Linked DNA regions of Mus musculus: all the other regions are linked to region 3. A link is a loop called in an ENCODE intact Hi-C map of the cell type or tissue named here. Cell type or tissue: heart. All regions are shown on one strand.

The links. A loop is a pair of places that touch in the nucleus more often than their neighbours do. Peaks named below come from ENCODE experiments on the same cell type or tissue, not always from the same donor. Only the 100,000 strongest peaks of a DNase experiment are listed, where the experiment ranks them.
Region 1: a loop joins it to region 3, with 4 times the contacts of the local background. A loop is called at or near these places in 16 of 42 quality-filtered maps.
Region 2: it touches region 3 in a loop (7-fold over the local background); 37 of 42 quality-filtered maps call a loop at or near these places.

What each region holds. Positions count from the first base shown.
Region 1 is chr9:49,480,959-49,488,958 of GRCm38, reverse strand. Ttc12 (tetratricopeptide repeat domain 12) reads left to right here and starts at 2,734. Exons shown (of 22, transcript NM_172770.3): 1 at 2,734-2,813; 2 at 4,217-4,289. The coding sequence starts at 4,232. In heart, a CTCF peak has its summit at 3,544; a DNase peak (open chromatin) is centred at 2,908; H3K4me3 peaks cover 1,796 bases; H3K27ac peaks cover 678 bases.
Region 2 is chr9:50,459,705-50,467,704 of GRCm38, reverse strand. No RefSeq gene overlaps it. Among named protein-coding and RNA genes, the nearest start is that of Gm32462, 22 kb to the left of the region's middle. In heart, a CTCF peak has its summit at 4,584 (motif pointing left); no DNase peak of the experiment used is centred here; H3K4me3 peaks cover 473 bases; H3K27ac peaks cover 634 bases.
Region 3 is chr9:50,525,243-50,533,242 of GRCm38, reverse strand. It overlaps Pts (6-pyruvoyl-tetrahydropterin synthase), which reads left to right and starts at 4,587. Exons shown (of 6, transcript NM_011220.3): 1 at 4,587-4,686; 2 at 6,294-6,373; 3 at 7,959-7,981. The coding sequence starts at 4,607. Bco2 (beta-carotene oxygenase 2) reads left to right here. Exons shown (of 12, transcript NM_133217.3): 12 at 1-156. In heart, CTCF peaks have their summits at 2,113 (motif pointing right), 4,450 (motif pointing right) and 4,789; DNase peaks (open chromatin) are centred at 4,532 and 4,732; H3K4me3 peaks cover 1,261 bases; H3K27ac peaks cover 1,408 bases.

The DNA of each region.
Region 1 (8,000 bases), 1.0 Mb after region 3:
TGCTTTCTTAATGGAGTCACAGACACTTCCCAGCAGAGGGGAAGCTAGACCAGTCTCTGACAAGCATGGAGCAGTCTGCTTGGCATGCCCAGGGAGGAAACCATAAGCTTAGGTGGAAACTCGCAGGGGGGTTGCTGACAGCATTGTCTGCCACATGGGTGTACATAGGAGTCAGGGCAGTCAAGTGGGGGAGTTTTGAGGGCACAGACCAAGGTTCAGGTCTTGCTCGGCCCCTGAGAAATCTCGGTCCCTTTTATCTGTGTGTTCTTGACTTAAGAAATGGGAATAAACAAAACATTTACATGAAGTCATACGTATGCCTGGCACACGGGACTGCTATTGTGGTTGTTGCAAATATTTTCCACACCATCATTTCAGCACAGAAATATCAAGGGATACTCTTGTCTCCTGCAGACACATGAACCTGCGATCCTGAAAACTACTCCTTCCTCTACAGTGGCGAGTTAGAACAGAAAAGATAACAGGGGAATCCAAGGGGCAGGGATTTTCAGCTTAACAGATTCTTTCCCTGTAGGGACACGTGGTTCGGAGAAAGAAATGAGGCAGTATTTAGTGATTCTTCTTGGGGAGGCCTGGACAAACCCTTCTCTCAGAATCTTGAAACCAAAGCTGCCAGGCTAGCTGGCTCCTGCAGCCGAGGGTCTTGTCTGGCAGGCTGTAGTTTGGCTCCTGGATTCTGGTGGACTTGTCTCCACAGGCAAAGGTAGTTTGTTTCATTCTGCATGAGGCTGAGAACTTTTTTTCCCACTCTCTTCTGAGCTTGTATAATATAATTGATGGGAAAATGCAAGGAGTTAGGATGGTTTGCACGGTGGGGAGCGAGCTGAGGGAAGGAGTAGCAATGGTTTCTATTAATCTGAGTCTCAGATTTACGATACAGTGGAAGATGACCAAATGTTCCCCCGTTTTTTTATTGAAGGCATAAACCACAAAACTGGAGTCTCGCGCAAGGGATTTAAGCTCCGTAAAGTAAACTCATCCTTGAAATACAGCTCACTAATGCTTTTGAAAGTCTCTGCACACGTAAACCACTGTGCTGGAGGGAGGACACACAGACATTGACCCTTAAAATCTAACAACAGTCATCCTGATCCGCATAGATTCGCCCACAGCACCCTTAGATTTTTGGCATAGCATCAAGTGAAGAACACGTGGTCAGAGTGGCTGAGCATGTTATGCCGAGGCAACAAAGCCACCCAAAATGTTGACCCCCTTATCAGCCGGGTCTACTGCTTACTCTTCTATGAATCAAAGGTAGACTGGGTTCTGTGAATGCTCACACAGGCCTCCATTGGCTAACTGCTGGGTGGGTGGGGGGGCATAGTCAATGAGTCACACTCGGGTTATTGAAGGTTCTTGTTCACAGTTGCTTATCTGTATACCACACTGGCCATATCAAGTTACCAGGGCACAAAAGTAAAATCTACATAGGCCTGGACAAAAGAGCATGAGACTCTTTGCTGCCAGGTGACTGACTTTCTGGGGTCACTTAGGACTTCTGACCAATCCGAGGTAAGTTTGGTGGCACACACCTGCCATCCCAGCACCCGAGACAATAGGATCACCTTGAGCTCGAGGACACCCTGGGCCACAAAGTGAATTTTGGGCTATGCAGGGCCACAGAAAGGTATAGCATCCAAAACACACACACACATACACACACACACACACACACACACACACACACACACACACAGACCAGCTAAAGAAGCAAAGTGAAACAAAACAAAACCCTAGTAATCTATCAAGTGTAAGATTTGTCCCCGCAAAGTGGCTTGTGACTGTACCACTGTAATCTTACTCTTCAGGACAGATGGCCCTTGGAAGCCTGATGCAAACTGTCAACTCTCTTATCCTTTCTCCATCCGGAATAGCATACTTGACAGTTTCTGTAGGCACATTTGCTCATCTAAGTCCACGTGCTAGAAACAAAAAGACAAAACAAAGGCAAACCTCTGGTCCTAAGGAATGGGAACTAGTCCTATAACACATGGGCTTATGGGACTGGGGAGGGCAGAGCTGCACTCCATAGCAACAGGAATGGAAGCCGTCAGACAGAAAGAGCTTCTGAAGACGCACCAGCCAGCCAGTCTGTGGCTACTGAGCATCACTATCCAAGGCAGTCCTGGGTGCAAGTGAGTCTGTCCCTTCTTCGGCCAGTAGTTCTGGAACTCCCATCGCCTCTTCTTACCTGGGTTCTTGCCTGGCCACTGGCTAGCCTCAGGCACTTTTTTGTAGATTCTGGTTTTGACTGATCTACATTACCCACATTTTAGAGCTCAGGACTCACCACTCTTCCATTCCCTGTGATGTGCTCTCTCTACCCTAAATCCTACTGTTGTTTGTATATCACTCACTTCTGTAGCTAGATAGGATCCAGCCCCCTTAACCATAGCTTTGTCGGAAAAGTGTCGTTTTTCCATTTCATTTACGAGAAAAATTGAGAATCAAAGAGACGGTACTGCCTTGGAGGCCATACATTGGTCATTAAAAACAAACCTGGACTCACACCGAAGTACGCTGGATGGAGCCTTTACATTATGGGACTAAAGATATGAAACCAACTGGGAGAACCCTCGCGGCTCCAGAGTGGAAGGGCTTTCACTGACGTTGCTTTAGCGACCAGCCGGCACCAACTTGCTTCTGGGTGGGACATCCCAGCTTCAAACGGGGCAGCGCGTTCTTTGGGTCACGAGAGGCCCCGCCCTCTCCAAGGCCCCGCCTCTCCCCAGCGAAAGCCAGTCACAGCCTGTCCTCAGCTTCCACTTCCCGTCCGATCCTGGGCACTAAAGGTCAGTCTAGCCGGGTGGCCGTGGGGAATCTATCTTGGAACTGTTCCTGGCCTGGGCTTAGAGTTGACAGAGGCCACTGACTCGGGCCCTGAGTTTGATCCAGTACCAGCTGCAGGCTGAGACCAACCCTGGAAGCACAGGGCCAGGACGCTGGGGAGCGGTTGCCTGGCAACAGTACAGCTGTCCCCGCCCTCCCTCCATGGAGTTGTGTAGTACCGAAGGGTGGGGCTCGGGTGTGGGTCCTCCACCCCACCGCCGCTCTGCTCCTTTCCAGGGAGCCTTGGCTCTGCGTTCCTGCTGACCCTTCTGGCTTGGGTGTACTGTTCCAGAAAGACTGGCTTTCTCCGTCCATGAAGCGCCTGGTTCAGGCCAGCCTGTAGCTCTGCACGAGTTAATTCCCTCCTCCACCCCCCACCTCACCCCCACCCCCACCCCCGATGTGAATCTCATTCCTAGGGAGTGTTAGCTGTTTGAGCCATATGCCAAGGCTGTTTTCTAGATAAAAGAAGCCTGACTAATCACGCATCCACGTTCAGGGTGCTACAGTCAGACCCGTGGTGTCCTCTGGGTTCGCATTATGATTTCCATAACGTAGACGGAGAAACTGGGACTCACGGGCTAATTGTGCATGTCAAAGTTTTAGTTCGCAGTTGTCTGACTGCACTACCAAGCCGCCTGTCTGCAAGCTGGAACCACAGTATAGTGTATTTAAAATATGCATACCTAGGGGGCGCTCCCAAACGAGCTGCGGCTCGCTGTGGGCCAAGGCTGGGGAAGTTTATCCTTCTGGTGATCTTTAGGTTGTGTGGATACGCCTTTGGGTACCTCCGAGGTTATCATGTAGTCTTCACATTCAAAATCAAGTGTAATAAAGCTAATGTACTTGGTAGAGTACTGAAAAGCAGACGCTGGTGCACTGTGGCACCTCCTCTTCATCCTCAGAAACAGGGCGGAGGCAACGGTTTTAATGGAGTGTGGACATGTTCATGAAGGTAGTCTTCTCCCTACTTATCCTGTGCTTTGCCTGGCCCAAGCTTCCGACTAGGCACACCTGTCATGGCCAAAGTTGGAAGACCACACTCGTCCCCCAGCCCTGGCAATAAGTCGGCTCCTCTCCCAGCTTCCTTTGCCATCAGGTCCCTAAATCACAGTGGTTGGTGGTTAGCTTTGGAGGAATTATTGTAGAGCATTTCCCCCCAGCAGAGGCAGGGCTGGCAGCTCTCCGGAAGTGTGGCCACAAATAATAACTGTCCCTTGGCCTTAAACAGCAGTCAGAGGGAAATGGCTCACCCTGCTGTTATTCACGACATTTACAAACACTTAGTCTTAGACAGATAATAAGCCCGATGGTTCTGTTTAGTGTTTTATATTATTAATTTCATAATTTATACTGCCTCCCTTAGAGATTTGTGTCTGCGATGGCTGATGATCAAGAGAGAGACTTGCAGAGATTTCTGGAAAATGTGGATGAAATAAGTAAGTCGCATTAAGTCACAGGCTGAGTTCTGCCTTGGAGCGGTGAAGTGGGTGAAGAAAAACGAAGTTAGCTCCCTGGCTTGTTTGACAGGTTTATGACTCTCAAGGAAAAAAAATGTAATTGAAATTAAACAGAAGGCTATTGAGGTCTCAGTTACAGCCTTGGGGCAGTATTTTCTGGCTGTTAATTGGTATCATAGAAGTTATCATGGTCTAACTGAAGTTCAGGCTGACGGCTCTCCTCCAAGCACCTTTCCTGGTTGCCAGTGAGTCTGTCTGTTCCCTTTGAGATCTATTGAGAGCCTACTTAGTCATCTGTGTTCCTCTTGTAGGCAGGGGACATGAGTCTGTGGCTTTCCCTTCAGATATGTCAGTTACGTGAATGGCTTATGAGTTTCATCCTCTTTCTCAGCACCCCCTGACCCAAGAACACCCTTCCCAAGTTCAAAGAGGTAGAACTTAAGAGAATGTCCATTGAGCCATGCAGCACATTGAAGAGACTCCAAACCAGTCTATCCCTGTCCCAGCTTTAGGGAGCTTGTTTGTAGCTAAAAAGAGTGCATGTGCACACGCACACACACCTTATTTAGCAAGTAGGAATATGTTAAATTGGCAGGCTGTATGGGTGAAAGAGAAACAAAACAGATTTAGAAATAAGGTAACCTCCTGGGGATAAGTAATTGGGTATCCAGTTGTGCCCGCACCAGCCTTCCCTGAGCTCCTTCCTGAATGCTTTTGTGGCCTTGGTACACTGCTATCTTCATGTGAACCCACCTGCCTGCTGGCCTCTATATTGCCTCCCTGCCTTTCTTTCAGAGTCTCGGGCTCTATGGTCAATTGCCAAGGCTACCACCATGCTTCCATCCTAATGTGTCCGGAATTGAGTCATCCCCTCTCACTTTTTCTCCTCTCCCCTTCCTAAACCAAACTCCTCTCTCTGCTGTCTCCTGGTCTCAGCTGGTGGCACTGCCACCCACAAATCTCCAAGTCAGTGGGACTCCTCCCACCTTTCCATCTGTGTCCAATCAGCCTTCAGCTTTGGCTCCCCTCACCCCACCGCCCTGTCCGGCTTCTCTGAGGCGCCCTCTGTTCTGGTTCCTCTCTGCAGACTCTCTTAACAACTTGTAATCGTTGTTTCTGCCGCCAGGCCCACACTCCCCACAGAGTAATGTATCTAAAATGCAGATCTGGCCAGACACTTCTCTGCTTGTGTTCTTCTTAGTCACAATGACTCAGGAGCTCTCATCGGACTAAGTCCTCACGTGACCTTCTCCCCGAGCCCCCTCATCTCTCCACATCTCATGCGTGAGCAGCAACAAGCGGCTTGCAGTTTACTTTTGTCTTGGTTAGGGTTTTACTGCAGTGAACCGACACCATGACCAAGGTAACTCTTATAAGGACAACACTTAATTGAGGTTAACTTACAGGTTCAGAGGCTCTGTCCATTATCTTGAAGGTGGGGAGCGTGGCAGAGCCCAGGCAGGCATGGTGCAGGAGGAGCTGAGAGTTCTACATCTTGTTCCGAAGGCAAGCAGGAAAAGCCTGGCTTACTGGCAGCTAGGATGAGGGTCTTACAGCCCACACCCACAGTGACACACCTACTCCTACAAGGCCACACCTACTTCAACAAGGCTAGCCCTAGTAGTGTCACTCCTTGGGCTAAGCTGAGTTCAGTGTTGAAAACAGATATTAAAAAATTAATTTCAAGGTGATATGTGGAAGGAAGAGAGAGTTGAAAAAGTGCAGAAGAACCTAACCCAGTTTAGGTAGTTGTATTAGTCTCATGAGACTATCACAAAATACCAGAAGCTAGATGAATTAAAATTAAAAATGTATTTTATCACTGCTCTTGAAAATAGACTGTAAGAACAAAGAGGTGGGGTTCGAGGATTAGCCTAGGGTCCCTGACCAGCAAGCCCCAGGGATCCACCTGTGCCTGCTTTCTCTGCACCAGGATTGCAGATGTACTGCCACATGCAGCTTTTTACAGGGGTGTTGGGGATCAAACTCGGATGCTCAGATTCGTGTGCTGGCAAGCATTTTACCACGAAAGTTTTCTCCCCAGCTTCTTCTGTATACCTTTCTTTGGGGAATTTTTTTTTTCTTTTCCAGTGAGTAGGGATCTTCATGTACCTAAATCTCCCTTTACCACTCAGGGAAAGCAGAGAGGTGGTCAGACCCAAGTCAGAGCTTACGAGGAAACGTACCTCTCCTGATCAGTCACTGTCCCAGGTTGAGACCCAGGGAACGGAGCAGTGGGACCTGCATATGCACAGGTCCACTCACACTGCAGCATCTCCCTTTTCTCCATCAGAGCCTTCTCCCAGCCATGGAAGTCCAGGCAGTTTCTGAGTCTGGTCCTGGCTATGGAAATGGCTGTCTGGGGGGGGGGGCAGTTTCAGAGTTGATGATGATATTCTTGAGGTCTTTGACTATGGTGCTGACTCCTAAAGTTATCTCTGATGCAGACTATGGCTCAGTGTGGCTCTTCATTAAGACCACTCTGTGTATTACACACACACACACACACACACACACACACACACACACACACACACACAGTATTTATTTTACATCCTGACCACAGTTTCCTCTACCTCTTCTCCTTCCAGTCCCTCCCCTCCACCTCCCCTCTCCACCACCACCACATCCACTCCTACTCTGTTTCTCTTCAGAAAATGGCTGGCCTCAAAGGATATCAACCAGCCACAGCAAATCAAGCTGCACTAAGACTAGGCACCTCCTCTTCTATGAAGGCTGGACAAGGCAACCCAGTAAGGGGAAAGAGTCCCCAAAGCAGGCAGCATAGTTAGAGATAGCTCCTGCTCCCACTGTTAGGAGTCCCACAAGAAGACCAAGCTACACAAATGTAACATATGCGCAGAGGGCCTAGATCAGGTTCATGCAGGCTCCCTGGTTGTTGGTTCAGTCTCTTTGAGCCCCCATGGGTCCAGGTTAGTTGATTCTGTGGGTTTTCTTGTGGTGTCCTTAATCTCTCTGGCTCCTACAATTCTTCCCCACCCCCCTCTTCTGCAGGATTCCCTGGGCTCTGCCTAATGTTTGGCTATGGGTTTCTCCATCTGTTTCCATCAAATGCTTGATGAAGCCTCTCTGATGACAATTGAACTAGACACCAATCTATTAGTATAGCAGAATATTACTAGGACCCATTTCATTGACTTTTTCCTATTCACGTTTAGTTCTATCACAGATCTAGCTATGAAACCTCTAGGCAGTGTCAGGGGCAGGTTCCCTTTCATGGCAAAAGTCTCAAGCTGGACCAGTCATTGTTTGACCACTCCCCAAATTTCTGCTCCACTATTATCCCAGCATGTCTTGTAGGCAGGACAAATTGTAGGTTGAAGGTTTTGTGGTTGTTTTGGTGTCCTGATCCCTCCACTGTAAGCCTCGCCTGGTTACAGGAGGTGGGCAGTTCTGGCTCCATATCCCCCATTGCTAGGAGTCTTAACTAGGGGTCAATATCATCGGTTCCTGGGAGTTTTCATTGCCCAAGGTTTCTAGCTTGTCCAAAGATGTCTCCTGATTCCAGTTGTCTCTCCCAGTCCTCTCTCCCTCAGTCCTGAGTCAGACCTGATCCCTCTTGTTCCCATCTCCACTTCCCACTGCTGTGCAGTCCACTCTCCTGATCCACACATGATGTCTATTCTGTTTCCCCTTCTCAGTGAGATCCACGATCCCCCCTTGAGCCCT
Region 2 (8,000 bases), 66 kb after region 3:
GCTGATTGCTGCTCAGCTCTTCTCTTGGTTCCTCCAAAGCTTCTTGGAAGTGCTTCCCCCAGCTTCTCGAATCGAAGGCTTCTCAGTTTCCAGGTCCCTGGTTCAATGCCACTTCCTCCCAGAGGTGACTGTAGCACTCCACGGCTTTGTTAATTCTTGAAACTGTCAGACTTTAATTTTCAGAAAGCCTGTGCAAAGTAGGATCTTATTGTCTAAAGCGAATTTCCTTCGAGTAAATGAATGCATGCCTTATATGTTCTCTGCCAGATGATGTTGTAGTTTGGGTTCCTGTTTTACAAGGCACATACCTTTGTTTATTATTCTACTTGGATATGAAACACTAAACTTTTGTGAGTTATACCTCTCTTTAAAATGTGGATAATTTGTAAAAGCCTGTTGCTAGCCAGAACAACACTGAATGGACTCAGTAGCTTATGAACACATGCACACACACACACACACACACACACACAAATGTATATTAGTATTGTTAAACATATAGATGTGTGTGTGAGTGTATGTTTGATGTATGTATAAAAATGCCAATGAAAAAGTCATGAATTTGTGAGGGAGTAGGGTGGACACAGGAAGAGCTGGAGAGAAAGGGGCAGGAGATGATGTAAAAACAGTACTCATGTATGAAATTGTAAAAAAAAAATTAAATCACCTGACTTCTTTTTCTTTTTCTTTGTGGCATATATTTTGGAATAAGCATTTTCTTTCCCACACAAATCATATTTCTAACCTTTATTTCTATAGTCAGTGTTGTTCTGAGTTAATTTTTTTCTCTAATGATGTTTTAGAAAGCCATTTCTTTCTTTAAATCTCTGTAGACAGGGTCTTGTGTAGCCCAGGATGAAGTTGAGGTCTTCTGACCCAGGACTATAGGTGCACACTGTAGAGCCTGGTTTATATGGCGCTGGAAATGGAACCTGGGGCCTTGTGCATCAGTCCAGCGCTTTATAGCTGAGCTGAACCCCGGTCTCCTCTCCCCATTTTCTTTTAAAATTTAGAAATTTCACTTGAACTTATCAGAGATTTATTTTTGTGTTTGGTAATTATAGCCGAGAAGACTCTGATATTTTCTTCTATGGGTAACCATTTCGAGCAACAGCATTTACTTAAGAGGCCATTCTGTCATTTTCTGATTCCTAATGCCAGTGATAGGACCTGGGGTGGGCTGTTTACACAGAACAGGAAAGTCTTCTCTGGTGACGGGGTATGTGACCCAAGGGAACTCTTGCGGTGATTTGGAGGCTATTTCTTTCCAGGCAGAGGAAAGCCAATGGCGTACACCCTAAGATGGAGACTCAGTGCTGGCTGGAGGAGCAGCCCGGAAGTCAGTGCTGGTTGGAGGAGCAGCCCGGAAGTCAGAGCTTTAGAGCTGGGCCTCAGTGGGCTAGACCAGAGGAGTGGGAATGCTTATCTCAGCCGAACCAGGATGGAACCGGAGAGCATAGTGTATTAGTTACTTTTGTCTTGCTGTGACCATATACCTCAGCACAATGATGTAAAAGAGGAATGATTTATTTAACTCACGGTTTCAGTCTACCGCGGCGGGAAGGACCTGGGAGATTGTCACATTATAGCAGACAGGGTTCAGAGTAGAAAAGCAACCGGAAGGGGCCAAGGTGACACCAAGCCCCTTATGACATGTCCTCAGTGACTGACTTCTTCCAACTACTTCCTGACTTCCAGTTTCAATGGTTCCTAAATTCATTCGAATTTTCAATTCAACAGTGGGTTAAACCATTTATTAGGCCAGAGCCTTCTAATTTAGTTATCTGGATTCACCCTTATGGTTATACTACAGCCACTCTCAATCCAACCAAGTAGACAATCAAGTACCTTTGAATTTTACTACTACTACTACTACTACTACTATTATTATTATTATTATTATTTTGTGTATGGTTGTTTCATTGGCCTGTGTGGCTGTGACCATGTGCCTGGTGCTTGCAGAGGACACAAGAGGGCATTGGATCCTCTGTTATTGGAGTCACAGACAGTTGTGAGCCACCATGTGAGTTGGAAGTTGAACCCAGGTCCTAAGGAAGTGTTATGGTTTGTATATGCTTGGCACTATTAGAATGTGTGGCTCTGTTGGAGTAGGTGTGTCACTGTGGGTGTGGGCTTCAAGATCCTCATCCTAGCTGCCTGGAAGCCAGTATTCTGCCAGCAGCCTTCAGATGAAGATGTAGAACTCTTGGCTCTGCCTGTTCCATGCCTGCCTGGATGCTGCATGTTCCTGCCTTGATGATAATGGACTGAATCTCTGAACCTATAAGCCAGATCCAATTAAATGTTGTCCTTTATAAGACTTGCCTTTGGTCATGGTGTCTGTTCACAAGAGTAAAACCCTAACTAAGACAGCTGTTAATTTTAACAGCTGAGCCATCTCGTGAGTCCCTAAAATCAGAATTTAACTATTATGAATAGACCCAGACTTTGTTCTAACGTGAGAACAGTGTTTGAGGCCTTAGAGAAGAGAGCTGTGGCCAGAATTATGTTTCTAAGTGACCACGTTGGCTTCTGTGTGGACCCCAGACTATAAGAGGCTGGTATCACACAGATGTCAGAGATGGTGGTGGCAGAGATCAGAGGGGCAGTTGAGGTGGGAAGGACTTGTCCAACATGGAGTGCATTTTGAAGGGCTAGGCAAGAAAATCTGCTAGTGGATTGGAAGTGGGCAGAAAGACATTCAATCTTCCTTCCAGCTTCTTTTGGAACTTCTACGGGATGGTTAAGAGACTCTTAATCCACCTGCCCCTTTTAGATTTTCTTTTCTTCTCTTTTGAGGCTTGGGGGTCACCATGTAGTCCAGATAAAGCAGGATGGCCTGTGCCTCACAAGTGCTGGGACCATAGATGTGCACAATCTTGCTCAATTCCATCGTTTACACTTTTAACTCCTTGACTCTGTGGTTGGATTCTGGGAGATTCTGTGGTGACTATTCTATGTATTCATTTATTTTATTATTAAAGCTATGTATATATGTAAAGTAGGCATTCCTGAGTTTGGACTCCCTCAGAAGGCAGAAGAGGGCATCACATCCCCTGGAGCTGGAGCTCTAGATGGTTGTGAGCAGAGAGATGTCAGAGCTGGGATCTGAATTCAGGTCCTCCGAGGAACAGCTTTGACCTTTGACCTTTGACCACTGAGCATCTTTCTAGCCCTACCTTAAAAATATCAGCTACTACTCCAGTTATGACCAGTGTAGAGGTTTTTGGGTTTTTTTGTTTTTGTTTTTTTTTTGTTTTTTTTTTTGACAGGATCTTTCTACTTGGTTATCCTGGAACTCATGTTGTAGACCAGGCTGGCCTTGAACTCACAGAGATCCTCCTGCCTCTGTTTCCTGAGTGCTAGGATTAAAGGTATTTATCACCAGGCCCGGGCACTTTAGAGATTTTAAAAACTATTTTGTTTTTAAATGTAATGACAATTTTTTTTTTTTTTTTTTTTTGGTTTTTTCGAGACAGGGTTTCTCTGTGTATCTCTGGCTGTTCTGGAACTCATTTTGTAGACCAGGCTGGCCTCGAACTCAGAAATCCGCCTGCCTCTGCCTCCCAAGTGCTGGGATTAAAGGCGCGTGCCACCACTGCCCGGCTAAATGTAATGACATTTTTTTCTTTTCCAAAATTAATTTTTAAAAAAATCTGCGTGTTCTATTATTGGGTACTAAGCCAGAAGGGTCAACTTGCTTCAGTTGGATTCTTTTTAGATGAACCTCTCAGAAAAGTAGTTTGCTCCTGTAGGAAGCCACAGAAGTTGGTGCAATGCTGCAGCAGACAATCCTGGTTGACAATCAGGGCTGTCCCCTGCCCTGTGCCCTCAACACCCATCATGTCCAGAGAGCAAACCTGCCATGCTGCACCATGCAGCTGCAAACAAGAAGCTGGTTCCTCGGTATCTATGGCTTGGAGGAAATGTTTGCACTACCTCCTACTGAGAACGCTGGACCCAGTTTTGCCCTCTCCTGCAGATGCTGCACCCCACCTCCAGTTATTCCAGGAAGAGAATGATGTTTGCCCAGTCAACAGCTTCAAAGGCTCTCAGTTAGGGCCATGCTTCTTTGGCTATGCCCCCCAATAGAAATGAGCCACCAGGATTGGTTCCGTGTGTTTCTGGTCCTCTGAGTGGGTGGGCTCAGCCAACGGATGCTGCTCCAGCAGTCAGCTGTGCCAGCTGCGAATAGGTAGTTCACCTTCATATGACTCCGTATGACTGGGTCCATTTCATTTATGACTCAAACATCCTCAACACACTGCAGGCTGCTTCCTTGAACTCATTTCTTCGGTTTATCTGCTGCTGCTGCTGGCTGTTATACTTAACAGGAGGATTCTGTCATGGGAGGGAACCCAAAGCAGTTAACATGGCTGGCTGGCTGGTGCTTATTCTAGGAATAAGACAGCCTCTTTGGACTACCGTGTGCACCAGGCATGCGTGTGGTGCACACATATGCATGTGGGCAAAATATCCACACACATAAAATAAATGAGTTAAAAAAAAAAGAAAAAAGAAAAAAACAAAACAACAAAAACCCTACAGCAACTGCTTCTTTTGGAGCACCTGTGCCCCCTGGTGGCAGATAGTAGTACGGCCTATGAAGACCCAGGCAAGAATGGGCTCCAGATCACTTCTCAGAGCTAAAACAAAAACAAAAACAAAAACAAACAAAAAACTCCCTCAAAATCCAGCCAAAGCCCACTTATGTCCTGTATTGGTTACTTTTACTAGTTACTTTTGCTTAATTACGATGAAGTAGCCGACAGAGGAAGGATTTGTTTTGCCTCGGGGCTTCAGAAGGTCAAGAGAGTGGGGCGCTGCAGGTGGCAGAGCCGACCTGCTTGTGCCACAGGCAACCAGGAAGCAGAGGAAGGGGAATGCCCTCGCGGCCTGCGCCAGCTCCTTTCCTTCTTCCTTCTCTCCAGGCCTTCGACTCCTGCGCACCACCCGCATTTAAGGTGAAACTCCCCCTCAGTTAACTGCTCTCCGGAACCGGCACACCCACCCAGAGGTGTGGGTCTGTGATAGCTTGGTTGTAATGCAGCCAAGTTGACAACCATGATTTCCCATCACAGGCCCCATCTATTTCACACCCAAATGATGGCCTGCGTCAGCCCGATCAACTCTCGTTCCAACGATTCCTGTATTGAGCAACCAAGTTCCTCCTTGCAACTCTTGGCTATCGGTCTACCTCTGCTTAGAGAAGCAGCTGTAGGCACCCATGACCTTTCCCTGTGTCCTCTCAGTGGTTTGCAGGCTGACTTCTCTCAGATTTCTTTTTCTTTTCTTTAGAATACACTTTTATTTATGTGTGTGTGTGTGTGTGTGTGGTATGTTTATGTATGTTATGTTTGTGCGTGTGGTATGTGTGTGTGTGTGTGCACTGTTTGTGCTATGTATGATGTGTGTATGTATGGTATGTATGATGTGTAAATATGGTGTGTGTGTGTTTGGCAGGCAATGGCAGGTCAAAGGACAAATTTCAGGGGTCTCTTTTCTCCTTCTACCTTGCTGAGTCAGGGTAATTCTTATTCCTGTTACTCTGGTGGCCCATCTCTTACTGAAACTCATAGCTGGCCCACGACTTTCCAGGTATTCTGCTGTCTCCACTTTCAGTCTTACTTCAGGAGAGATGGGATTACAGATGTGAGACACCACATCTGGCTATGGAATCGAGGTTGAGACTCAGGTCATCAGGCCTTTTACCCACTGAGCCATCTCTGGATTTCTCCTTAATCTCCCCTAATCCCCCATACAGTGTTCACTCCTGTGGCCTGCTTCTGTGAACTGTGGTTATCATGTGAACCTTGTGAAACATCACCTTGCCTTGAAGGAGCCTACTTGGTTCCAGAAAGGATGCTGCTGCCTTGTGGCTCTCAAAGAGATGGAAGAGAAGCAACCCCTCCCAGCCCCTCCTTGTCTCAGCCTCAGACCCTTGCTGGGAGGCCTGACTTGCCAGGTCCTCACAAACCCACTCTAAGAATTTGCTCCCATTACACAGGGGAAGAAATCTTCAAGATACTGTGAGGATAACCAGGAGCCTGGGTCTGAAGGACATTAGAGCTCCAAACCACTGCATTTTATATACTGTGTTGAATTCACTTAAAAAAATTCATCAAGTTGGGTCTGGAGAGACGGCTCAGTACTTAAGAACACGTACTGCACTTGCAGAGGAGAGGGCTTGAGTCCAGTTCCTGAAACCCCTAACTCCTGTTCCAGGGGATCTGTTGCCTTCTTCTGGATTTTCTAGGCACCTGCACTCACCCACTATGCATACATAATTTAAAAAGTAAAAATAAAAAGTAAAAATTACCAAGCTGAAGGATCATCTTTCCCCAAGTTCTCTCTCTCTTTTTTTTTTCTTTCAGAATTTCCTGATTTGAGCAGCTGCCGAGGGAGCCGTGCTAGATTACACTCGTTTGAGGAGCAGATTTGTACCCTGTAGGATGCAAGCCCTCACTGTTTGCTTCCTTGGATGCTACCATTTGTCCCTAACACCTATTACCAGGCCATGTATGCAGATGCTGCTCCGTAGCCTTGTTGGAGAAATAGTGAACAATTTGATGCGGAGAAATGGGAACAATCTGACAAGTGCTGATCTAAGCTTATTTAAATACACATGGTAACAGTTTTACACATCCGGGTCCCCAGGCAACCAAGAGGACATTGAAGCTGATACATTTTGACAAGTGTTATAATAGTAAATATGTATAAGGCATTTGTCTTAGTCAGGGTTTCTATTCCTGGACAAACATGACCAAGAAGCAAGTTGGGGAGGAAAGGGTTTATTCAGCTTACATTTCCACGTTGTTGTTCATCACCAAGGAAGTCAGGACTGTAACTCAAGCAGGAAGCAGGAGCTGATGCAGAGGCCATGGAGGGATGTTACTTACTGGCTTGCTTCCCCTGGCTTGCTCAGCCTGCTCTCTTATAGAACCCAGGACTCTCAGCCCAGGGATGGCATCACCCACAAGGGGCCCTTTTCTCTTGATTACTAATTGAGAAAATGCCTTACAGCTGGATCTCATGGAGGCATTTCCCCAACTAAAGCTCCTTTCTCTGTGATAACTCCAGCCTGTGTCAAGTTGACACAAAGCCAGCCAGTACAACATTATAATAAATGGGAAGCATGGGACCCAGTGAGTTAGAGAATGGTGTGGTGAGGGGAAAAGTTTGAAGTATTCTATATGTCCCCCCTGGCCAGATGTGTTAGAAAAAGCCTAGTCCCTTTGAGCATGATAGCTTCCCTTCTGCTGGCTGAAGCACAGTGAGCAGTGTGGAGAGCTGAGCCTGGGCTGGCCTTCAGCCCTTGCACCCAAGCCTTCCCAAGTGCCTCTGGGCACTGAACCAGTTGCCCAGTGCTTGTGACCACCATGAGTGTAGCTTGTTCTTCAGTGAGGATTTCACTGTGTGGAGACGATTTGCAAAGGAAAACGTAAAAGGAAGAGGAAACCCAAGGTATTCTCCAGGGAGGAAATATTCCTTGGAATATGCTGACCATGGCTTGGTGGTTAATCCTAAACAGTGTTGGAGACTGTTGTATGTGGTAGACAGAATAATGACCTCATGCGATGGCCTCTTTCTAATCCCTGGAACCTGTGAAGGTGTTGGATGCTAGTGGGTCTATCAGAATATCTGAAATCAGAGTATCTGAAAAGATACTGGGGGAGTCCTGACACAACCACCAGTGTCCTAAAATGGGAAAGAGGAAGAGGCAGAAGGGCAACAGCCATGTCATGTTAGAGACCCTTGACTTGTTCAGGTGTCTCTGTCTTTAAGGACCAAAGAGGATGCTGGCCTACTTTGGAGGCTGAGAAAGGAGGATACTTCGAGTCCAAGAGTTTGAGGCCAGTCTGAGAAACACAGTGAGGTAGTGAGAGCTCTGCTTAAAGAGGGTGGGGGAGGGGGGAGAAAAGGGAGGAGAAAGAAAGAAGGCTAGAGCCAAGGGAAGTGAAAAGGGGAAGGAAATGGGGTTTTCCCTACAGTCACCAGAA
Region 3 (8,000 bases):
ACGTGCTGATAGATCCTGACCACCACGGGATCATATTTAAATTCTTGTTCCCAGCTTGTGGCACTACTTTTTTTTTTTTTGTAGCAGTGGTAAAATAACTAATAATCTCCCCATGTATGGTTTTATATTTCTATTAAAACACAACTTGTGAGGTAATTATGATCATGTATATTTTTAATACCATTTAGAAGATCTATTTTATGTTATGTGTGTGAATGTTTTGCCTGCATATATGTATGTGTGCCACATGTATGTTTGGTGCCTGAGGGGGTCAGAATGGAGCATCAGATGTCCTGGAGTTACAGATGGTTGTGAGCCCCTGTGTAAGTGCTGGGAACTGAACCCAAGACCTCTGTAAGAGAAACAAGCCTGAGTCTTTCTCCAGCCCCTTTATATATATTTTAAAATATTTACGTATTTTGTGTGTGACTGTGTGTGTGTGTGGTTTGTGTGAGCACATAAGTAACCGCACCCCTAGAGACCAATACAGGTGCTGGGAATCAAACTCAGGTCCCCTGCAAGAGCGGTGTGCATCCTCTCAACTGCTTAGTGATCCCTTCAGCCCTGGCTCTATATTGTCCTAGGCCTCTTTCTTGAAACCATAAAACAGGTATTGGTATAGTATTTAAAGTTTTTGCAGGTATGGCGGCACACACCTTTGAACCAGCACTCCTGAGGCAGAGGTAGGCAGATCTCTATGAATTTAAGGCCAGGCCAGCCTGTTGTTATGCATAGTGAGGTCCCATCTCCTAAATAAATAAATAAATACTTTAAGTTTTTTTTTTTTAGATTTATTTATTATTTTATATATAAGTACACTGTAGCTGTCTTCAGACACACCAGAAGAGGTCATCAGATCTCATTATGGATGGTTGTGAGCCACCATGTGGTTGCTGGGATTTGAACTCAGGACCTTTGGAAGAGCAGACAGTGCTCTTACCCGCTGAGCCATCTCGCCAGCCCAATTTAAGGTTTTAAAATAATTTGTTATTACTGCATGTGTGTCTATGTGCAGACAAGGGTGCTTAAGGAGACCAGAGGACAACTTTCTACAGTAGGTTCTTTCCCTCTGCCTGGAAACTTCTGGGCAGTTCTCCATTCTCTAGTTCCCCATCTCCACAATGGAGTGTTAGGGTTGGTTGCGGCATCTGTCATCAGGGTTGTGCAGTGAGCTTCTTTACCCACAGAGCCACCTTGCCATCGCTGGAGAATATCTTGAAGATAGTCTAACATTGATTTAATATTCTCATCTCTAGCTAAAAGAATACATAGAAAGGGTCAGCAAGATGGCTTAGCAGGTAAAAGGAGCTTGCAGTGCAAGCTCGATAACATGAAGTTGGTCCCTGGAATCCACATCAAGATGGAGGGAGATAATTGACTCCCCATCCATGTGCTGTGGCAATCATGCTACCCACCTCCTACACACAAGTTTTGAGAAAGGAATATATAGAAAAGAAGACTAAAATTAGGCCATTACCTCTATTACATAGGTGACCGGAGGCTCTGGGAAGAGAAATACAAATGGTCAAGGACAGTTGTAGACTTAGAGCAGTGTTCTCAGCCTTCCTGTTGCTGTGACACTTTAACACAGTTCCTCATGTTGGGGTGACCCCAACCACACAATCATGTTTGCTGTACTTCATAACTGCTGTTTTGCTACTGTTCCGAATTGTAATGTAAACCTGTTTTCTGATGGTCTTAGGTGACTCTTGTAAAAGGGTTGTTTGACCCCCCAAAGAGGTCTTGGTCTATATGTTGAGAACTACTATCTTAGAATCTAGACCAGCACCTTGCTCTCTCCAAGTCTGTAACAGGCCACACACAGTCCATCTGTTACCATTGGCCCTAAGGAGTTTGGGACAAGAAGCCAGTGCTATCGTGTTTGGTGGCCTCTGAGTTGGGTGTTCCCCTGCTGTCTGTGGCAGATGTTATGCCAGTTCACTTCAGTGTTCCTCTTACAGACTACCCAATACCAACCCCATCTCTCCCTCAGCTCAGTCTTCACAAGTGGCTGTTTTGAGAGACATTGCTAAAAGCAGGCATTTATTTCAAATCTCCAGGTAGATAATTTTCCAGAAGACCGCTGGAAAGCAAGAGGTTCTTTCTTTACTTGTGCAGCAGGTGGCAGAAGAGACCACACAATCTTCACATTTCTAAGTCTCACATTTTACTAACAGCATTCAGGTAAACTGCAGCCTCCCCTACCCCCCAAAGGCCTTTTTCCTTTTCCTTTCTGTTACCCCTTGGCTGAGATTTAATCTCGGACCAGCCAAACTGCCCAGGGTCCTTCTGTCTGCTCATGTTTCTGGAAGTCTTCCAAGATGTGATTTGGGACATGGGCTAATTTGCCACACAGTCCTGGATCATGCTGTCCTGGAATGTCAGTTTCTTCTACAGATGTCTGAAGGGATTATTCTAAATCCCATTAACCCTTTCCTCTTCAGGGAAGTGTACCTTACACATAAATGTCTTGTGTAGAGGTTTGCACGGTGACAGTAACTTATAGGGCTAAGTCCTGTGTGTGGTTTTGTGAGAGGCAGAGTGTGATGCATAGACAGAGCTAAGATTACAGATGTGGGAGCACGGAAGCCAGTCACCTTGAGAGGATAAGTCTCTGGATGTTCGCAGATGTCTATGGGGAAAAAGCACCCCATGTATTTCCTCAGATCAAACATGGAGGTTTAACATAGCTTGTCTAGACATGCAGGCCCGATGGGTTCTAACTTCTGAGAAGCACGCATACCTGAATGCATCTCTTTCCTGCACATGAACCTTCACTTTATCTCAACACAGCAGTGGTACTCAGTGCATAAGTGAGAGGAAAAGGAGAATGAGAGGGCCTGCTCCTGGCTCAGCCTACAACAAGAAAGCAAGATGCAGAACGGAATGTAAGATGGCCAGGATTGGCTTCCTCCTCCTCCTCTTCCTCCTCCTCCTCTTCTTCTTCCTCCTCCTCTTCCTCCTCTTCTTCTTCCTTCTCCTCCTTTCCTTCCTGTGTGCATAGCACCAGAGAGTAGGCCACACTTATCTGGGCAAGCAAGACTCCATTATGCCTGAAAATGTTATTTTAACAGTTGGGAATTCCTTTCTCTTGGAGAAAAACTAGATGGGAGGGGAAAGGCAGGGTCTCTTTTCCGTTATATGTAGAAAGACATTTACAATTCTTCCACTACTTGGTCTTCAGTCAATATTTCCAATACACTCTCCTCCGTTTTGCATGCACCCCAAGGTAGCCAAGAATTTGTCACTGTGCATTAAGCAAGCTACGTTTCCACATTTCCTTTGCTTAAACTCTTTCCTCTTGGGATTTTCTATTTACCCATCTGTTGGACTCCTTAAAACCCATCTCAGACTAATTTGCTCTTGGAAGCTTTCTTTTACTCTCTGACACAGAAATGGTAATTTTTCACTTGACATATTATTTGTTGGACTGCCCCCATTAAACTGAATTTTCAGATAACAGGGACCATTTTGTTGTTCTGAAGTACATGTGTCTAATACTTAAAGCATCTGGGATTAAGGTCTTAACTGTGGTGGTAATGCAGGCCCTTAATCCGAGCATTTGTGAGGCAGAGGGGCAGAGGCAGGTGAGTTCCAAGCCAGTCTGGTCTACAGACCAAGTTCCAGGACAGCCAAAGATACTTGGGTAAACATTTTTTTTAATTTAGTTTTTAAAATTTAATTAATGGATGGGTGATGTGGGGGCTGCCTTGCCAAAGGTGTCCATTTGAATTATGTATAGGATTTTATCCTTTTGAGACGGACCTTGAGCTTGTCACCCTCCTGCTTCAGCCTCAGTGCTGGGATCACTGATATATGCCATCTCTGACTGACAACATTTAATAGAAGCTAACCTTCTGAGACAAATATCTAAACACAGAACCAGCAAATGTTGCACAAGAGCGGTTGGGATTACACTGGAATACCTTTCCATTTCAAAAACTCTGAAAGCCAGGAATCTAAAACCAGGAACAGCGTATTCCTTCTGAGGGCTCTGAACGGTGAATCTGTTTTCTGGCTGTCTCTGGTTTGAGGAAGTCTCTTTGTATGACATTCTCTCACTTGGATATTGAGATGTCAAAATTTTCCTTTATTTTCCACTTAAGCTAGTGTTTTACTATGTTGCCTAGAACAGATCGGGACTCCTAAAATCAATGCCCCAGCTTCAGCCTGCAGGGTAACTCTAATGACAGTGCATTGCCATCCTTAGCTGGGGTTTCTTTTTGGTTAAGGACACTTTCAATGTGGTACCGGGCTGGAGAACATCTGATAAGGGCACCCAGACATTGGATTTGTCAAACCCAGGACTGTCAAAAATGAAGCGAAAGAAGAAGACACAAACTAACCTGGCAATTTAAAAATCCAGGCCTCTGGCTTCTCACCCACCCACTGGCCCCAGGTATTTCTGACTGCCTAGCGAAGACTGAACAGCAGGGGGCGCTAGTGTTTGCCTCCAAGTCGGCCGAAGGGTGCCGCGAGTCGAAACCACTCCCAGGAGTGCTTTCGGCAGGGAGGGCCGAGTTTGCACTGCGCAGCCGCGGGGGCGGGACTGGCCTCGGTCCCGGAAGCCGGAACCGCTAGCTTGTGAGTCTTCGGTCCGAAGACCATGAGCGCGGCGGGTGACCTTCGTCGCCGCGCGCGACTGTCGCGCCTCGTGTCCTTCAGCGCGAGCCACCGGCTGCACAGGTGGGGTGTGCCCACGTGTGTCACCGCACGCGCGGGTCTTGTCCCGCTATGTCCCTGGGGGGCGTGGCCACGCGCGTGGGTTAGAGCCGAGCTGGGGCGGGCCGAAGAGGAAATGGTGAAGGTGCGGAGCTGCACTACCGGCACTCACCCGGGAGAGGGCGGTATAGCTCCGATCCCGGAGGATCCACTCTGGAGAGTTTCCCTCCAGAGGTTGCCCACATCCAGAGGTACAATGACAGGAGCATGGGCTACCGGGTGCAACCCAAGGTAGTTTTCATCCCCCTTTTACCAAAAAAGTAAAACCAGCCTTGATACTTTCCAAAGGAGCAACACAGTCGGGAATTGAATCCCAGAGAAACAAGACCGCACCTGAGAGTTGGTTTCAAAGGGAGCTTCGTTACTCACTTGAAGGTTTGCTCTTTGGATCTGCATGTCATCATCAGAGAACGGCCTTTTCTAACAACAGGGTTGTCATAGGGAACAGCTGACACTTGTCATCCCTCTACCCCCACCCCTCCGTGTGGTCAAGTTGGGTACAGTGAGAATTTTCTTCAAAAGTCTTGTGAGCTGTACTGCTCTAAGTGCGCAGTAGGAGAGAGTGAAGGGGATAAGAAAGAGTTTAAAGAATTTAAATAAAAAGTTGTGTTTGTGTGTGCTTGTGTGCTGTGTGCACAGCTTGCACGAAAGAGTCTGTGGAAGCCAAAAGAGGATTCCTTGAAACTGGAGTTACAGGCTTCTGAGCTGTCACGTGGGTGGGCTGGGACCTGAACCCTGGTCTTCTGCAGTAGCAGTAAGCACTCTTAACTGCTAAGCCATCCTTCCGGCCTCTCAAAAGGGATTTTTATAATAGGAAGCTTACACACAAGGTTAGTAAGGATGCACAGATAAGTTGACTGATACAGATTCATTAAGCTAATTGTTTTCTGTCTGGAATGACAGCCATGTGTAGTAAGTTTAAAGTTTCACCTGACTTGAGTGTCCTGGAACACATTGGTAAGGTTTCCACTAGGCAACTGCTGAGGCAGAGGAGGGCAAGATTGTGAAAAGAAGAGCCTGAGGTCATTATTTGTCAGGAGGAATGACGTTTTTAAGCCGCTGGAGGATATGTATGTCTTCGTGCTTATCACTGCTCCTTGCTTCATCTCTTATCCCATAGCTAATACTCAGGGCTTGTTGAATTGGAAGGTGGAGCCGGGATGTAGCACAGTAGGTAGAGTGCTTGACTACACAGTGCCTGCTTACATAGATCTCAGGACTTGGGAGGTGGAGGCAAGAGGGTCAGAAGTTGGAAGTCGTGCTAAGTTACCTAGTGAGTTTGAGGCCAGCCAGGGATAGAGGAGACCTCGACAGAGAGAGGGCAGGAGAGACAGTGCTGACTATGGGCAGAGTTGTTGACATCTTACTGTGGACTAAGTGGGTTGAGATGAAGGTCTTGGATGATTTATGTGGTAATCTAGTTTAATTAGAGAGTGGAGTGTTGGTTCTTGATAGAAACGGGGATCATGATATGCAAGCGATCTAACCAGTTGATCATCTACAGTGACATGAAATTGTAGAGTTTTCTGGACGTCTGAACTTCGGGCTGACCTCTATCTTTCTCCTGTCAGCCCATCTCTGAGCGATGAAGAGAACTTAAGAGTGTTTGGGAAATGCAACAATCCGAATGGCCACGGGCACAACTATAAAGGTGAGGGAGGGGCACATTCCCTCCTAGCCTGTTGGGAAGAAGGACGAGGGGGCTGGGAGCCAGACGCTTCCGGGACAGGGTCAGGGCTCTGAGCCCTTCAGTGGAAATTCAAGACAGAGTCATTGTCTTGGTTGGATGGGTGTTCTGGTTTACCTCACAATTGTCTACCATGTTAAAGACAGTAGAAAACAACAACAAAATGAGTTAAAGCATTTTCTTTGACATTCAAATGCATAATAAAACTGCCATTCGCTGTTTCCTTTTAATTATGTTGGGCTAAAACTAATGTTAAAATTTGATTATAGTGAATGTTTGAGGACACAGGTATGTTTAACCTGATTTAAACATGATACCATGTATATATGAATTGAAACATCAAATAGTGCCCCTTTATATGTAGACTTTTTATATTTTATGTATTAGCTAAAATGTAAAACTTCATAGTAAAATAAAAAGCAATTATTTTGAGTAAATACTGGCTAATGAAACGTAAATTACTTAGGGTGCATTCTATTGCAGAAAAGGGGGCTTTCTAAAAATGATTTATTGATTTATTTTATGTATGTGAGTACATTGTAGCTGTACAGATGGTTGTGAGCCTTCATGTGGTTGTTGGGAATTGAACTTTTAGGACCCTCTGCTCATTCAGGTCAACCCTGCTCGCTCTGGTCAGCCCTGCTCGCTCAGTCCCTGCATACTCTGGTCCAAAGATTTATTTATTATTATACATAAGTACACTGTAGCTGACTTCAGATGCACCAGAAGAGGGGGTCAGATCTCCTTACAAGTGGTTATGAGCCACCATGTGGTTGCTGGGATTTGAACTCAGGACCTTTGGGAGAGCAGTCAGTGCTCTTACCCGCTGAGCCATCTCATCGGCCCCCAGGAGTTTGTATATAAAACTTTTCTGGTAGTATCCTAAGAAAGTGATTTGTGGGAGGAGAAGGGACATGATTCTCAGAACAGGCCTCCTAAGCCCTGGAGTGGAGTGGTGTATGGTGAGACAGGGTTACAGAAGGCTTGGAGAGATCAGAGTTTGTGGTTTAGCTCCTGACTCTCATTTCCTGTTACCTCTTAGCCTCAGTGTGCTTACTCACAATGAAATACCCAGTGGTGTGTGTGTGGAAGGGAAAAAGTCCAAACTTATAAAGGTGCTGACCAGTTTTCAAGCACATCAGGTGACTACCCGCTGTTTTATGAGCTGACAGTGAACGACGACTGGTTTTGCCTGCAGAGGAGGTGGGTCAGTTTGCTACATAGCTGGATGCGCATGCGCATTTCCCACTTTACAGGCAGAGACTGAGCGGCATCTCCCTCCTCCCAGTGATGGCAGCCTTATAAGCAGGAAAGCTTCACTCCTTTTTGGATTTGCTAATTTTCTCTGCTCAGCCAAAGCTTCCTCCAAGCTCCTCTGTCAGAGCTGAGTCTTCATTGACCGATAAAAAGATCTTAATGAAAAGAATACCTATTTGGAGAAAAGTTGAAGTATAGCCTTGGGGACCGTAGATCTATGTTTCTGTCGCTAACTTGCGCTAATCTGTTGAAAGTCATGTTTTGTTGGTATTTTTTGTTTTCTTTCTCACAGTTGTGGTGACAGTCCATGGAGAGGTACGTGCTGGAAAGGGGC